Linked DNA regions of Homo sapiens: region 2 is linked to region 1. The links are chromatin loops, found by intact Hi-C in ENCODE. Cell type or tissue: PC-3. All regions are shown on one strand. Links, peaks and the distances in the headings refer to the core of each region. The heading gives the core; the rest is flanking DNA. Region 1 has its middle 57 kb from the start of OSTN. Region 2 overlaps CCDC50 (coiled-coil domain containing 50).

Region 1 (5,393 bases), core at 174-5,173:
ATAAATTTAGTGAGCCAGAGGTGGTGAAGATGTTAAAGTGATTGATATTAATAAAGTCTAGCTATGAATACACACATATCCAAAACTAAAGTGGCTATTCCTCTTGTTTCCAACTCAGGAATAAAAGGTAAAATCTAGTTTTTCAAAAGAGAAAGTGGTGAAACCACTAGTATGTTAACATCTCTGAAGTAAACAATCATATTGAATGCTAGTACATATAAACAGATTTTTAATGGCAGCATGGAACATTGCTGGCTGGTCTGATTAGCATAATTTTGTTCGTGTTCAGTTCTTACTGAATATATTTCATTTGAATTCAGAGGAATAAGTCAAAACTTTAAAACAAAGCCAGCATGCTATTTCCCTGTTTATATGTTTATACAATTTTTGTGACAAAGTGTTGTGACAAAACCACAGCTTTCAGTGGGTGCATGGAGGTTTAAGTGGTTTCATCTCAAACTGGAACCAGATGTGAGAAGTGGTGAAGTTACCAAATGTCATATTACAAAACCAAAACAAAACCGCTGTTCAATGTCTTCGTCTTTGCAAAGCACCAAAATGATGTGTTTCAAGGATCAGCAAAGATCTGAATGAAATTTGTCTTCAGTGGGAATTAGGATTTAATCCAAGACCAGTAAAGGATTAAATTGTCAAGGGATTTGGGTGAAATATGTGTAGATTTCAGAGGAAACTGTGTCAACTGTTGACCAAACTCATGGAACCTGATGATTAATCATGTTGAAGTCTTTTCACTGTTCTACAAACACCGTGCTTATATCCACTTTGACATTCTGCTTCTTTTATATCCCCTAGTGAAACTACTTTTTCCTTTCATCGGTTTCATTACTCCTCATCATTAATGATGCAACTCAAATTCAGTTCTCGTATAACACTTTGCATGCATACTACGCTCCTTTCTGTAGATGATCTAATGATCAACTAATCCCCATTTTTTTATAAAAAGGCAAAATATGTCACTCTTTTCTGTAGATTATCTAATGATCATCTAATCTCCTCATTTTATAAATGGGCAAAATATGTGTCAGAGATTCAAAGACTTGGAAAAGTCACATAGCTTACTTGAGGTTTATGATTTCTTTAAATTCCTAAAACTTTATCTGTAACACAATCTTTATCTTAACTACCTGTTTATAAACATCCAATGTGTGAACAATGTAATCCTGTGTTGAATATTAGGGGCACTACCCATTAAAAATCCTAAAATGTGAGCAATATTTCTTGAGTGCCACAATCTGTTCTCTACATTGGTACTTTTATCATAGGCCCGGAAATATGGGAAGAAATAGCACTACTTCCCATGTTTTTTAAACTGGAATTAGATCTGAAATGAGCACTTTGGTTTGACAGGTTCTCTAATATTGCCCTATAAACTATTTGTATTATTGTGGTGTTTTAGTTCATTTTGACTGCTTTAACAAAAATGCCAAAAATTGTGTGGCTTATCAACAATTAAGACATATTTCTCACAGTTCTGGAGGCTGAAATGTCCAATATCCAGAAACCAGCATATTGGTGTCTGGTGAGGGCCCATTCCTCATAAAGGATGTCCTCTTGCTGCATCTTTACATGGTGAAAGGGACTAGCTAGCTCCCTGGAGTCTCTTTTTTAAGGGCACAAATCCCATTCATGACGATTCTGCCCTCATGATCTATTCACCCGCCAAAGCCCTATCTTCTAGTATTATCTCATTGGGGACTGGGTTTTATCACATGAATTTGAAGAAGATACAAACATTTAGACTATGACATGTGGTATTAAAAACCCCGAATTTTCTATTGTCTCTTATCACCTATTCAACCAGGAAAGAATAATAAGATAAATTTTACTATCCCCTGGACATAAGATTTCAAAATAATGTCTAGTCACTTGGAATCTAGTAGTGACATAGAAAACAAAATAATCTGGGAATCTAAAATGTCTTAATAATGAATATATATACACACATACATATATATTCATATATATTCATTATTAAGAAACTAAGAAAATAAATATACATGCATTACATATATATTCTTATAGACACATATACATATATATCATGTATCACATAAACCTATAATAACTAAAACTCAAAAAAGCAAAATAATTTGCGTACAATCACCCTGCGTATAACTAAAGTCAGAAACCCAGCTGTAAGACCAATGTTAGCGTCATTGCCATTTGTTTTAGTTTCCCAGGCCAAGATTCTACCACCGTCTGATCAGTCTCTTCTCTATAATAGTGATAAATTCCTTTTAGGGTTGTTATTTGTAAAGGATTCTAAAATAAGGGGAAATAATTATTTTTTTCTCTTGAAAAATTTAAGTGCCTCACAGGACATGGCATGAAATAAGAAAATGTAAGTGGCACCCAAATATGACTAAATGAGTCAGCCTTCTTACTCATATCCTGGAAGTCATGTTGCGATGTATTCAGGATATCATTCGGCTCAAACACTTATAAATAGCTCCTAAGTGACTGTTTGATTTCCCGACTTCCCCTAAGGATGACTGGCTTCAGTATGTAATCCTTATACAAATTAGCAGATTTAAGTTAACTCCAAGGTTAGCAATAGTCAAGGGTATAAGGATTTAAGGTAACAATACCACCAACATTGAGAAGTCACGTATGAGGCCTTCAAGATCAAAGATTACTACTTCACCAAATTCATTTCTCATCTCTCTTCTTTCCATTCTCTAAATTTATAATTTTCTTAGATACCATTACCATTAGTTATATTCACTAGTATTCTCTAAATAAGAAATCAGATCTGGATCCTATACTTCAACAGTTCATAGAATAAACAGTAATATATACTGATTACCTAATATGAGCTATGTACCATGCTCAGTTCTGAAGATATAAAAATGATAAAATGATTTTCTTTGAGAGTTTTGCATTATGGCAATTCTGTAACACTTAGAAAAGAATAAAATATGTAATCATCTTAAAATCTCTAAGCAAATATCTCATGAGCATCTCAGATTTAAATGTCCTCGTCAAATATAATCCCCAGCACCATCAATCAAGTTTTCTAAAATATATCCATTCACCAACAGATCCTGTTGATTTTACCTCCACTGGTTTTAAATATGTAAAATATACACTATTCTTCATCTCTTGTGCTGTCACCTTAATCTGAGCCACTATTCTTTTTCACTAGGATTCCTACAATAATCTCTTTAGATCTTTTTCCTCTTCTACTGTTTCATCCTCCTCATCAATTTTCCATTACATTAGGGATATTTATTAAAATTATAAATGATCTATCTGTATCCATGAAGCCATCAATATTCTTTTCATTTCATTTAGGCTAAAAAAAAGTAAATCATTACCCTATTCTACAGCACCATGAATGCCAATCCTTATACTGTTCCTCCAATCCTATTTCCTTCCAACTTTCTTCTCACTTTTTATGTTCCAGACATTACAGATTTCTTTCTCCTTCTCATCTACTCAACTCTTTTTCTATCTTACAGTCTTTACAGGTATTATGTCCTGTGCCTGGAAATCCCTTTCCTGTTCTTTATTGCTGCTAATTTCTTCTTAATTTCTTCTCAACAATATATTTCAGCTCCATCTTACACTAAAAAGGAGGAGCTCAAGAAACAAAATACTTTCCTTTTCTCCATAGAAAAAATACAAGCTGTTGTGTTTCTAAGGACCAAGGCCTTATTAATTCAGAATAAAGGCAAATCATTTCTAGGAAATGTTAACAGTTGAACCCTCTCTTGATGGCAGAAAATAAGCTAAAATCTCTCTCTTTTTTCTGTAATAAACTAAATGAGAAGGGGTGAACCTGGAGGAGATTTAAAGAAGGACAAAGAGTACTGGATCTCAAATTTGGATTTAAGGAGTGATTCAGAGATCAGCCAGTGACCTGTAAGCACCAAGACAATGGACTGGAAGGAATAACAGCCCATTGTCTTGACGTTTGCAGGGCCACTGGCTGAGGACAGCATGCATTTGCTCAGACCTGTGCAAGTCTTGGGCAATAATTTCAGTCTAAGTGTCCAAGAATATTTGACCAAGGCAAGATAAAATTGTAGTTACACCTCTGATGATTAAACTTAGTGTTTGACCTTAAGTACATCACTTTATCCTTACATAGGTCATCATTTAAAGTGATAATCTCAAAGATTCTTTAACTGTCTAGAGGTTCTAAAAGCTTAAATTCCTGTTAAAACTTTTTTTCAGTCTATGGTGTCTTTGTTTATCATATAGGGCAACATGAACTGGAAATTCCTTTGGAAAAAAGCCAGTAATTCGGCTACATTAGGTTTATTTTACCTTACTATCATTTTATCCCATATTTGAGAAGCCAGAAAAGTACCTGGTGTAGTATTCACTCTGTCCTGTTCCCATCAGGTGACTTCAAAATGATTGCACCAGACACAGGTTACAGATCATGCATATGTTTTCAAACAATAAAGATGTAATTTTAGAAACAGCTGAGAAGTTACCCTGTCCTTGTTCTTCAATTAGCTATAACGTTGCTGGGCTGGAGATCTACTTGGAGCAGTCCCTCATGCCTAGTTAGTTTTGCTTGTCAGTCTATATGATAGGTCTCTGGATGCCAGGAGAACATGTCAACCCCAAAAAGTGATTTTATGAGGAAGCCCAATTTAACTTTTATGTTTTCACTCAGGCAGTCATTATTTATACTAATAAAAGATTTCAAAATTGACTTACAATGTCAAGTGTATAAGGATGCCAGTGTTTTGGTGGTCTGAACAGTGAATCAAAGGGGTTAATAAGAATCCAGTGCATGCCACTGTTCATTGAGCTGCCTGGTTTGACAGCACAGCATACTTTTGAATGTCAACTCAACTTTTAAAAATAACTTGGACTCTTAAACCCTTACGTCTGTATAATAATTTATAGACATCAGATTAGAATCCCATAGAGTGCTTTGGAAATTTATTTAGGTGGCCTTTATTCCAGGAAAATCTCATCATGTAAGTTTGATAGCTAAAACTGTGTTAAATGTTCCAGGCAATTGCCTGCTAACTTGAAATCGTGTACACTCAATATAAAAATGATAGCCACTAAATTTTCAAGGAAAATATGACAGTTTTTATTTTCTTATTGAAGTCAGTGTTTATACCCTAAGCTCAAGGATCCAAAGAATTAAAAGCAGAATAGGATCAGACACAATCTGACCCACTCTATATTTTTTGTATAAGAAAACTGAGACTAGGAAGGGGAAAGTGGTGAATATGATTACACAGTCATTTATTACAGACCTAAGAATAAAACACGACTTCCTTTACCCAGTGCTCTTTTTTTTTTTTTTTTTTTTTTTTTGAGACAGAGTCTCGCTCTGTCGCCCAGGCTGGAGTGTGCAGTGGCGCGATCTCGGCTCACTGTAAGCTCCGCCTCCCGGGTTC
Region 2 (5,393 bases), core at 220-5,219, 240 kb after region 1:
AAGCTCTTCTTTCACATTTGTTTCACTTTAGTTTCTTACCATTTTGGCTATGTACCCAGAATTCTTTAGGTATGCATGAACTGTTTCAGTAATGCTCATCCCCTCTTCTCAATTTAAGTTGAAAAAGCAATTTTCTCCATTTTTAAAGTACGTTAAACTGGAGCCCAGACTCCCCCCTGTGTAGTGAGTTCATAACTCTCATTAAATTAATCTGCATTTTTATTTTTCACATCCCTCTGCCTCCACTCAGACCAACCAGGGTCAAGGAGGGCCAGGGAATTGGGTTCTGGATTCTCAAGACCTTGTAGACTCCAAAGAGATGGAAAGACTGTGAAGCACAAGAAAGAGAAACCAGAACATCCACTGGAGAACTTGGAAGAGCCAGAACAACATTGTTCATCGAAGAGATCCCTGTCATCCTCTAGCTCGGGCAAAGGGAGGGACAATCCCCATATTAACAATGAGCAGCATGAAAGGAAACGGTCCACTCAGGAGAGGCCTCGGAGACCTCTGCTTCCCACGATCAGTGGTGAAGTGTTTCTGAGCACTGAATGTGATGACTGGGAGACTAAGATTAACCATCAGACTCGAAATTGGGAAAAACAGTCTCGACACCAAGATCGACTTTCACCCAAGTCCTCACAAAAAGCAGGGCTTCACTGCAAGGAAGTTGTATATGGGAGGGACCATGGGCAAGGTGAGCACAGAAAAAGGAGACACAGGCCCAGGACTCCTCCATTCTCAGAGAGTGAGGAGCAGCTCCACCTCCATGACGCAGGTAATAGAGGACAGTCTCGATGGAAGTCCTGGTATCATGTATATAACTACAAACCAATGAATTTAATAAGTACCTTAAGCAACCTTTCTTTCTCTCTAGTTCATGCTCATGACTTTGAAATAAATCCTAGAGCAACATATTATAAAAGGTATACACTTAATCTCAGGTCTGTAAGAAGAAGGAAAATATTTGTAACTTTTCCCTTCTGTGAGAATGCACTGATTTCTTGGAGAGTTATTCCATGCCCAGGTTGTATTAGAGGTACCCATTCCAGATATAGTTCTTCATTTACCGAGACTGTGTATCAGAGATTCTGATACCAAATCAAAACTCCTGAATTTCTGGTTTTACTTCAGTGAACCCAGAAGAGCTGATGAGCCTGTCTTGATAGTGTTTGTCTAACTAAAAGGCCGATAGAGCCGGAAATACTGTATTTTTTAGACCTCATCTTTCTCATTTGTAAAATGAGGAGTTGGATAGGCAGTCTTTTAAGAAAGTATTTTTCAAATAATATGCCTCAGTTCATTTTCATCAGAATCAGCTGTTAACTAACAATGGAAATGTCTGGGTTTCACATGTATTATCATCTCTGGAGTGAGGCCTGGCAGTTTGGACATGTTTTAGACCTGGAGGTGGATTCTTAGGAACTTAAAAGTTTAAAGTCATTGCATTAAGTTACTTTTTATGCTGTAACTTTCTCCAGCTCTAACTCTACAGTTGGTGTTCTAAAGTACCAATACAGGTAAGTTCTTGGTACCTATATAAGAATGAGGTAAATATTATAGATAAACCTCAAATTTCTGGCACCCCTGAGGCTTAACTCTGAAGTCCATCATTGACGCAGTAATGGCTCTATTTTCTATAAACTGCTGAGGTGATGTTTTCCATGTGTCTGTAACACTAGGAATCATAGTACCAAGGAGCCAGTCAAGCTCTATCTGTGGTCAGAGAACTTGTTTCTAGGTTGCGGATTCAGGTTAAGTTGGTTTTTCCTGTCATGTTATTTCTTATTGAAGGACTTGGTTATGCAGAAAATTAAAATTTAGTTCCAGAAGCCATTCTGAGTAGCTGCCACAAATATCCTTGTCTTAGGCTTTGTGCTTGGATTTCAGCCAGAAAGATGGCTTTGTAAACAATTCCAAACTAGATCCACTTTGTTAGGAAGACATAAAGAGCTGCGGAAAAATAGAGGAAAGTGTGATATAATCTGTCTTGAGTAGGTTTATGAGGAGGTTACACCCCTAGCATTTTGAGGTTTACAAGTTCCAAAGGTGTGGGGGAAGTATGGAGGAAGAATGATGTACACTGACCTCTACGTTTCTGCTTCTGTGAATCTGACTTTCACGAGTGCTCTGAGGGCTAGTTAGGCTTTATGGCTTTTAGTTATGCTCCAGGATATTTTAAATAGGCTGAGGAAGCATGACACTAAACGCTGACTCACAGGCTCCACTACTGGAATTGCAAATGTTTTGTTTTTTATTTTGCCAGCACAAGGGATTGAAAAACAATGTTACCAGGCGGATATTAAAACGACTACAACATGAGCTGCTGCTTTTCTATCATTTTATATTCAGCTTGCTTTTTATATTTTACCTTTCTAGCCCCCGTAGGCATTTGATTTTGTAACTCCCTGGAACAGGTCAGAGGATTACATTAAAATATAATTACTAGGTAGTGGCATCTATTCTTGCTGTTGTAAAAGCACAATTCTTAAAGTTGTTAGGACAGGCCAAACTTACATTAATAATGAAGAAACTAGCAGGATGACACGGAGCTGGTTCTAAGAGCATTTGCAGAGCAGCATTAATAGAATCAGTTGAAAGGGACTGCAAAATAAAATTTTAAATTAAGTATAAGATAACTTTCTACAGGGCAATGGGTACTTAACCTTTCGGAGTTACTTCTCTATTGGACTATAAATTCTTAATGGCTCATCATTTTCTGCAGGTTAACTTCTAAACTCACAGGGCCATAAAATATCTGCACTGTTCTGCTGTGAATTGTTAGTCAGATATACTGTGGCATTCCCTAAATGTCAGACTGGCTTATTACAAATACTCTTACATGATATCAAAAAGAATCTATCATTTTACCTTATTCCAAGCTCAGAATAAATTTATCTTGACTGTCAGTACTTTCAACAATTTTATTCTGTAAATTTATTTAAGGCTGAAGTTTTGTGTTCATTTAAGGATGTTCTTGTGTTCTCCATCTGAAGGATGATGAACAGAAAAAGACAAGGAAATGTGAAATTAAGATATATATGGAACTTGAAAATACCACTCACCTGATTTTTTGAAAGCTAGTTTCTAGAGTCTGTTTAGGATACTGAGATGAGGGAAGCTAGTCTGTTAATTTCCTTCAGTTAATTACATTTAAAAAATTTTTGGACATCTTTGTTTAATGACGGCCTTACACTGCACTGTGAGTTCTTTTTCTATATCCTTACAAAAATTTTTGTCACCTTGGGTCCAGAGGACACTGCAGAGAATGGGCATCCTGACAGTGCAGAAATTTAGTATTCCAGGCTGTGGAGATTTTCTACTTAATGAGATTTACAGATTCCAGTGATACATCAAGGGTTTAAATAAACCATTTCCCCTCTAAATATTTGGAACTGAGAGATATTACCTCAGATTCTGACTCTTACTAAGTCATCATTCTCTTTTTAACTGCCAGAGGTTACAGTCTTATCACCCTGTCAAAACAATTAGACTATTCAATGGAATATTGTCTTTGGTAGAATTTAAAACAATGTGTCTTTAATAAAACTGAAAGTGAAAAATCTTCTTGGCTAATTCTGTGGTGTACTTTAGGAGGCATAATAGTGGAGAAAATTTGGTCTCTTGAAATTTGAGCACATCCCACTGTATTATTTCACTGTATGGCAAAAGTGAAGGAGGTAGGCATGTTCTGTCATCCTTAATTAAGCTTTGGGCTGCTTATTGAAGTATCATTTTTTCTATAGATTGGAACATGGTTTATATAGCAGACTATCTTGTCCACTGACATTGCCCAGTACTGAGTTCCTTATCTAATTTCATTTTCTCTGAAATCTGCCTTCCTAGTTCTGACTAAGCTAAATAACTCAGGGAGATTTATATTCTATTTCAGATGGTCCACTCTTGGGACTATGCCACTGTTTTTTTGTTTGTTTGTTTGTTTGTTTTTGCTGTCCCAAACCACTTAGAAATCTAGATTAAGCCCAGCCCAGCATAAGACTCCGTGGCTCTAGAGTTGATTTGAAGTGATCTGTGCAATCAGGTTCTATTAGGTCTGAAGCTAAGAAAGCCATGTTTACTAGTCTGTCTTTGTAGGAAATACAGATGTGTATGAGTCTGTGGCTTCTGAAGCCGCAGAAGCCAGGTTGAAAGTTGTACAAAGGTGGGCTTCACAAAATACTTACATTCTCATCATTTGCCCAGTGTTTACTTGTATTTTATTTTTTTAAAGATTAACAGCAAGTGAGTCAAGTGTGGTGAGGGATTTTGACAAAAATCATTTTAATTTACAGTAATTTTAATGGACATAATACACTAAACAGGTGATGCCAATATTAATTGCAAGTAAGAATGAACTGGGGAGATTTAAAACAAACTTACTCAAGGACAGGGCACACCCAGGCTACTTAATTTAGAATCTGTGGGGGTTGGGGCAAATATTTTTATACGTGTTCAAAGCACCCTCATGTGATTCGAATATATAGCCCTGATTGACAACCCCTGGCATAAAGAGACAATCAGGAGTACATTTTCTTTCTCCTCTGAATAGTTAATTTACTGAAATGAACTATTTCAGATAAGTAATCTTGTTCACTGTATTCAAAATTTTTATTAATTCTGAATATAATACACTCACACTGTCAAGTAAAAGTTTAAAGCCAGAATTGCTTTATAGGAATAAATTGGAATAGAACTCTGGTCATTGTGCTCTCAATATAGCTCTGATTATATTTTCCCTAAGATGTCACAGTGCTATCAGTCTGATCAAAGCTGTGGGGAAGTTCTAAAGCGAGTGGGTTTATTTACTCTCAGAGGAAAAGCCATGGCAGGACCACTGCTTGTCTCACAGGTATTATCACATGACTGCCAGGTGCTGCTGTTCCTGCTCCCTCGGAAGTAGTAAGTATGCAGGCTGAGATAAATAGAAAGAAGCCTCTACTCTCCTCCAGCCTTGACAGCTTAGCCTCTTTTAAACTCTGACTCTGTAATTTGCTTTTCTTTAAATTATTTTTGTTTTCAATGACTTTTTTTTCACTTTGTATTTTTCCAGGGCCTCACTTGCAACTTCTTACATAAATTTCTGCTGTTGCAGAAACTATGTGAGAGGGGACTTTTTACCAGGCAGGCTTGCTTAGATATCTTTGTTTAAATGTATGCATTATCTACATTGCCACTTCCATTCCTAGGGCAAAAATATTTTTAATGCACCCCACACTGTATTCTGGAGTAGAGGTAGTATTGTCATTGTTAGCTACTAAAGAAAAATCTCCTTTATCTTAAATTTCTTAACTTTTCAGAAAACATCCTCGGTTGTTTTATTACATTGAGTTTTTTTTTTTTTTTAAAGGAATGAAGCCAAGAGTGATGAAAGAAGCTGTATCTACTCCATCACG

Evidence for each region. Hi-C counts contacts between places; a loop is a spot of excess contacts. Peaks named below come from ENCODE experiments on the same cell type or tissue, not always from the same donor. Only the 100,000 strongest peaks of a DNase experiment are listed, where the experiment ranks them.
Region 2: it touches region 1 in a loop (4-fold over the local background); 11 of 110 quality-filtered maps call a loop at or near these places.

The regions. Positions count from the first base shown.
Region 1 is chr3:191,139,470-191,144,862 of GRCh38, forward strand. No RefSeq gene overlaps it. Among named protein-coding and RNA genes, the nearest start is that of OSTN, 57 kb to the right of the region's middle. In PC-3, for the core only: no CTCF peak of the experiment used is centred there; a DNase peak (open chromatin) is centred at 2,452; H3K27ac peaks cover 1,283 bases.
Region 2 is chr3:191,374,812-191,380,204 of GRCh38, forward strand. CCDC50 (coiled-coil domain containing 50) reads left to right here. Exons shown (of 12, transcript NM_178335.3): 6 at 251-778; 7 at 5,348-5,393. Among named protein-coding and RNA genes, the nearest start is that of UTS2B, 47 kb to the left of the region's middle. RefSeq lists a silencer at 1,989-2,283. In PC-3, for the core only: no CTCF peak of the experiment used is centred there; a DNase peak (open chromatin) is centred at 2,140; H3K4me3 peaks cover 842 bases; H3K27ac peaks cover 2,678 bases.